2 separate regions of the Homo sapiens genome follow, and region 2 is linked to region 1. Evidence: read pairs that join two places in POLR2A ChIA-PET (ENCODE). Cell type or tissue: GM12878. All regions are shown on one strand. Links, peaks and the distances in the headings refer to the core of each region. The heading gives the core; the rest is flanking DNA.

Region 1 (2,928 bases), core at 138-2,637:
CTGTGGGTTTACTAATTTTCATTTAGAAAGAGGATCACTACCTAATGATGTAAGGTGTGGTGTAAAATTTTTCTCAATTATATTTTCAGATTATTGCTGGGATTCTGTTATGATTAGTAAGCAAACGAATTAATATTTTAATGGTTGACTGCCTTCTGATATGTTTACCTCAAATTATATCATTTTAAATTATAGATTTAAATTTTAAGAAAAACAAATATTTACATTTAGTCAAAGATTTTGTGAAATGACCTTGTTTTGAGAAAGAGAAATGAAGTCCAATTACTGAATAGAATATGAATATATAAATATATTTATGTATGTGTATATATGTAAAAAATAGCTGTCATGTAGTCATTATTTTTGTGACAGTGTATTGCTAAAAAGATCTTCATAATAATTTTGAATAGAACACTGGGGGTGCTAGATTTAGAAATTAATGATTTTATGGAAGAAAGATCTGCCTGTAAATTTTGCTCCTATTATGAATAAAAGGGAGACCCTTATTTCAGATTATCGAAATACAGGGACTGTAGCATTAATGTAACACCCACTATAATGTGTTTCTTTTAAAAATGTTTTCTTCAACACCCTGTGATATATGACTTGCCAGATTCTCTGATCCTGGGGCCCTTTAGCAGCCATGCTATGTGTTGTCATAATGTTTTAAATTTGTGGCTCTAAAATGCAATTCAGTTGTGTTTAGCCAGTGTTGATCTTTTTCTTTCTTCTTAATTTGGGACTTTCAGTGTATGCCATTACTTATGAGAAGTGCTTTAGTTATGAGTTGTGGAGAGAGAAAGTAGTTGGAGAGAAAATTAAGGTAACTCTAACATAGATCTTAATATAGTCTATAAAGTTTTCATGAGGATAATACAGTGAGTTTTATATGTGGAGAAATATATAGAACAGTGAGTGGAGGAATTAGGGAGCAACATATTCAATTTAATTGTCTTAAACACTAATATGATCTAAGAGAAAGATCATAAGAAAGTTGTCAAGTTTTCTAAAAGAAAGAAAGTTTTCAAAAGATGTATTTCTCAAATTCATCTGTCATTAAAATTAGTATGTTGAATTGGATTCTCAGCTTATAAATTAAAATATAAGTGTTCTTACATGATAAACTGAATTTAAATTTCCAGGTTTTTTTTTTTCTCTTGGTGGTCCAATTTCATTGTATTAAAATATGTAGGTATCTATCTTTTTGCGTAGATTTGGTAAACTTTGGTTTTCATGAAGTTAAAATGAATGATTAAAAATTTGTATAGAATTTGTTAGCGTCTTCTTGTTACAGGATTTAGGGGGTATGTGTGATTTAAAGATTAATTCATAAAATATTTCTTTATTTATTTTATGTATTTTTTATTGTTTTTAGAGACAGGGTCTCACTCTGTCACCCAGGCTGGAGTGCAGTGGCATGAACATAGCAGCCTCAGCCTCCTAGACTCAAGTGACCCTCCCTCCTCAGCCTCCTGAGTTGCTGAGACATACAGTCAAATGCCACAATGTCCAGCTAATTTTTAAATTTTTCTGTAGACAAGAGATCTTGCAGTGTTGCCCAGGCTGGTCTTGAACACCTATCCTCAAGTGATCCTTCCACCTCAGCTACCCAAAGTGCTGGGATTATAGGCATGAGCCACTGCCTCTGGCCTAAAATATTTGTATAAATTGAAAGACAATACTTTTGAGTTTAAGGAAATGAAGATTTGATCTGCTTTAAAGCTGTCTTAGTAGACGGATGTTGGAACAAATCAATTAAAACATATCTTTTATAATGTGGTAAAACAAAATTAACATAAGCTGAGCAATGCATAACATTAGTGAACATTCTTCTCGCTATGAGGTTCATGCTTTTGATAAAGGTCTAGAAGTTGCTTCAGACGTCATTGAAATTTTTATATTTATTCTCACCTTGCCTATTTATTTATTTACCTTGCAGTCTTTTTTATTTTTAAGGTGAGAGATTCTGGGTACTAATATACACACATTCACTGTACACTGATATTTAGCCAAACCATGAAATAGAAAAAGCTGGCATATATTTACTGTTAGAATCTTTGAAATTTTTCAGTGTATATTTCCTGTTATAGTTATTCATGCTCCATAATTCATGGGTTTTCTTGGCACTGGCAACAGTTACTTCCCTGTGGTTTAGATATATTTTTTTGTAGTATAGGTAGGTTTCTTTGCTGCTCTCATATTTTTCCTTTTAATTTTATTATTTTTTTCCTCTTCTTATTCAGATAGTGTTTCATCTCTGTCATTAGGAAACTACTTCTCATTGATTTATTCTGTTTATGCAGTTTTTCCTTCCAAATTCATCAACTGAACTATGGGAAACTTTGTTTCTTAAAAGGTTATTTTGACATTATTTGGGTCAGGCCAGGTTTCACATAGGGAAAAGGACAATGCTTCTGCTTTGCCTTCCCATCCACCACTAACAGCTTTGTGAAAGGAGAGAGAAGTAGAAGGAAAGGATAGAGAGAGAAGGAGGGACGCCTCATTCAGCTTACATTTCAGAAGCAGGGAATGCAATAAATAACATGAAGAAAGTCCAGGCTCAACTCGCTCACACCTCAGGAGGTGATTCACGAGCATGTAACACAGCCTGCTAAGGTTTCCATTATTCATAATTAATTAAATCAAAGCATGCTTAGTAAGGGCCCATAATCTTAAAAAGCATTCTGTGTTTTCATCTGACTAAAAGTTTTTCCTTCGCTTGTTGCAGACGACAGCCGACTTTAATATTATAGCACCAGCACGGTACAGTTGACTCAGTAAACCTGCCACACTGTGGAACAGAGGTTTGGGGAAGAATGTGGAATGTGAAATATAAGACTATTCAGCCCCTTAAAACAATGACTATCCAAATATGTTGCTTTTGAGCTGGTAGTTTCTCACTTATTTTGTTTAAAAAAATATAACATC
Region 2 (2,928 bases), core at 300-2,799, 74 kb after region 1:
TGCTTGGAAGGCCAGGGCTGAGTTCTGCTTGGTAACCCCAGAGCCCAGGAACATCTGGCATGTGGCAGTCTTTTCAGTAAATATTTACTGAATGAAAGTCACAAGTTAAGGTAGAAAACTATTTCAGACAGTGATAGATTGTCAGCAGTATGAAATTTATCATCTTTACAACATTGTTGAATTACTGAAAAATACGTGACATTTATTAATACAGGCTCTACTCAAGTGGCTCTCCAGCAGTTCAAAGATCTGTGTTTAGAATTGGACAATACATGAAAAACTGACACTAAATAAGATTCAAAATATGCCAGTAAGTTTTCTAATGACTAAAGAGACAAATGCTGCCTTTGGAGAAAAGTAAACTGATCACAAGCCTAAAAGTATATTTTAAAAAGTAATGTGATATAAATTTTGATTCACGTATTCTCTTCTTTTCTCTCAAAGTTTAAATGTTTGAAAGTTACCATTATGGAGATTATAAAAAGCACTATTTGTCTTTTACTAAATGTAAAGGACAGCACAAACAACTTTCAATAGATGGAAAATTAAAGTAAATGTAATAATTTAAAAAGTAAATATACTATGCCAGTTCTTGGCCAAATAAATGAAGCTATTAGCTGTGTGCTTTGTAAGGATTTTGATGGTAAAAATATAAATGAACGAGCAAGCTAAACATTGGTATTTCATTAGTAACCAGAGAACCATGGATTTGTCAAGCCTGGGATCCGATGGAAATTCTACTAGGCTAAAGAAACCAAGTTGTAGTCCAATGAAGATTTTTTGCTAAAAGTAAAAAGGTCGTGGAGTGTCTCCGCTCTGCACAACTGTATTGGAATTGGTTGAATAACTCAGTTCCTCCTTCCCCAGTAAACAGGGGCTTCAACACAAGAGCCAGATACATTTAAAAGCAAAAGACATCTTTTTCTTTTAATTTGGTCGGGGTATATTTAGAACCAACAGAAACCAGTTCTGTCATGGTGAAGGAAAGAGCGCTTTAAGCACCCTTTCATGTGAGTGCCTTTAGTGCTAGTTGACTTTTCCTTAGAAATTCATTTCACAGTCTTAGTGAAGATACACCAAGTATTTTGCAGTTTCATACAACTTTTGTTGAGATTGACCATTTCCTTTTCTTGAGGGAAATGGAATCCCTCTTGAGTTCTATGAAGCCATTGCTGACGGTGGCTGCGGTCTGGGTAGTCTTTTCAGTGGACAGTGGCATCGGTTGTCAAAAGGAACTTGACATTTATGATTACCACAGGTTGAAAGAAGCTACCATCTTTTTTTTGGCTGTGTCTGTACTGCAGTTCTATAAATGGTATAATGTTGTGGCCTTCAGGAACTACAAATTATTTTTAAGTGGTTATCCTGACTGAGCAAGCTGATTTGTATCAACTAGGTAGCTGAAAGTGAAATGTAATTTGCATCTATTAAGCCTTTAAACTTTCAAGCAAAATATGCTTTTCATAACATGGAGGAAAAAAAAGGTATTCATCATTTTCATAAATTAACCTGGTTGTAATATTAGTTTTTAATTCCATTTCAAGTTATATTTGTGTCCTAGCATACATTATAGCCTCTTAGATACTATCAGGCATATGAGGTCATTTAAATAGTATTTGATGATTTATTTGGTCAATTATTATAGAGATCTATAATAGATGTCTATAACAGAGCTGTTTTTGTTCTCTCTCTCTCACTTTTTTGAGAACAGTTGTAACATTGCTTTCTCTTTATGGCATTTGGGGTGATTTGAGGTGAGTGAACACTGGGATTTTTAGCAATTATGTTCATTTGTAATTTTTAAAGGTGTAAGACCTACAAAATGTTATTCTTCCAAAAAAATTTATATTGGCCTCATTTACATATATGAATGATAGTCCCTCTTTCCAGATACTCATTTCTGAGTTCAATGAATATTTGGTGAGTGCTTTCTTTGGGCAAAGCACCACATTAGAAAAGTCAGGGTGAATTTGGAATTAAAATATGACAAGTCCTTGCCCTTAAAAAGCTTATCATCTAGACCTGCACTGTCAGATACACTAGCTGCTAGCCCCGCTTTGATTATTGAGCACTAAAAAATGTGCGCAGTCCAAATTGAGATGTGCTGTAAATGTAAAATATGGTGGATTTCAAAGACTTGAAAAGAATCCAGGTATCTCCATAACTTTTATATTGACTACATGTGGAAATGATAGTATTTTGGATATTTTGAGTTAAATAAAATTATTGAAGTTTATTTTACCTGTTTCTTTTTAGATTTGTTAATGTGACTAGTAGAAAATTTTCAATTACATATGTGGCGCTCATACATTTTTGGACACCATTGATGTAGACATTGTCTCTGCTTCCTCCCAATACTGTCACTAAGGGAAAGTATTCATCTACCCAAAGATAATTAAGTGTCCACCCCATAAATACAAATGTTTATAACCACAAACAATAGCAATAGAAGCATAATGATTTCTTGTTAGCCCTTTAATTGGCCCATTATTATGTAAATATGTAGCTAGATAGCGTAGTTTTTTTTTCACTGTATGATAAAAAATAGTAGTAATGCTGAAACCAAGGTTTGTAGGTGCTCAGACAGGATAGGAATAATAAGAAAGGAAAGAGGGGAAAGGATGGCCATTCTCATCTAATAATGATTGCCTGAAGCATGTAAAGATGTCAAGGAAGCGTATCTGAGATTGTCACTCAACTGGGAATGATATAGGCAGAGGAGATAGCTCTGATCAAATCCTCACAAAATGCATTATATAGGAGAGAATGATGAGGATGACGATGACGATGATGGTGATGATGATAGCAGTAGTAATGTCAACCACATTAATTATACTTGACATTTATTGGGAGCATCAGAATCTTTAGTGGGCATTTCTACCTTATCTTGTTTAATAACAACAACCCTAGGATACAGTACTATTATTG

Evidence for each region. Peaks named below come from ENCODE experiments on the same cell type or tissue, not always from the same donor. Only the 100,000 strongest peaks of a DNase experiment are listed, where the experiment ranks them.
Region 2: POLR2A ChIA-PET joins it to region 1 with 7 read pairs; 2 of 35 experiments call an interaction of 5 or more read pairs at or near these places.

Annotation. Positions count from the first base shown.
Region 1 is chr3:16,913,381-16,916,308 of GRCh38, forward strand. All of the region lies in intron 1 of PLCL2 (phospholipase C like 2), which reads left to right. Among named protein-coding and RNA genes, the nearest start is that of MIR3714, 18 kb to the right of the region's middle. In GM12878, for the core only: no CTCF peak of the experiment used is centred there; no DNase peak of the experiment used is centred there; H3K4me3 peaks cover 731 bases; H3K27ac peaks cover 1,428 bases.
Region 2 is chr3:16,987,335-16,990,262 of GRCh38, forward strand. All of the region lies in intron 1 of PLCL2 (phospholipase C like 2), which reads left to right. Among named protein-coding and RNA genes, the nearest start is that of MIR3714, 56 kb to the left of the region's middle. In GM12878, for the core only: no CTCF peak of the experiment used is centred there; no DNase peak of the experiment used is centred there.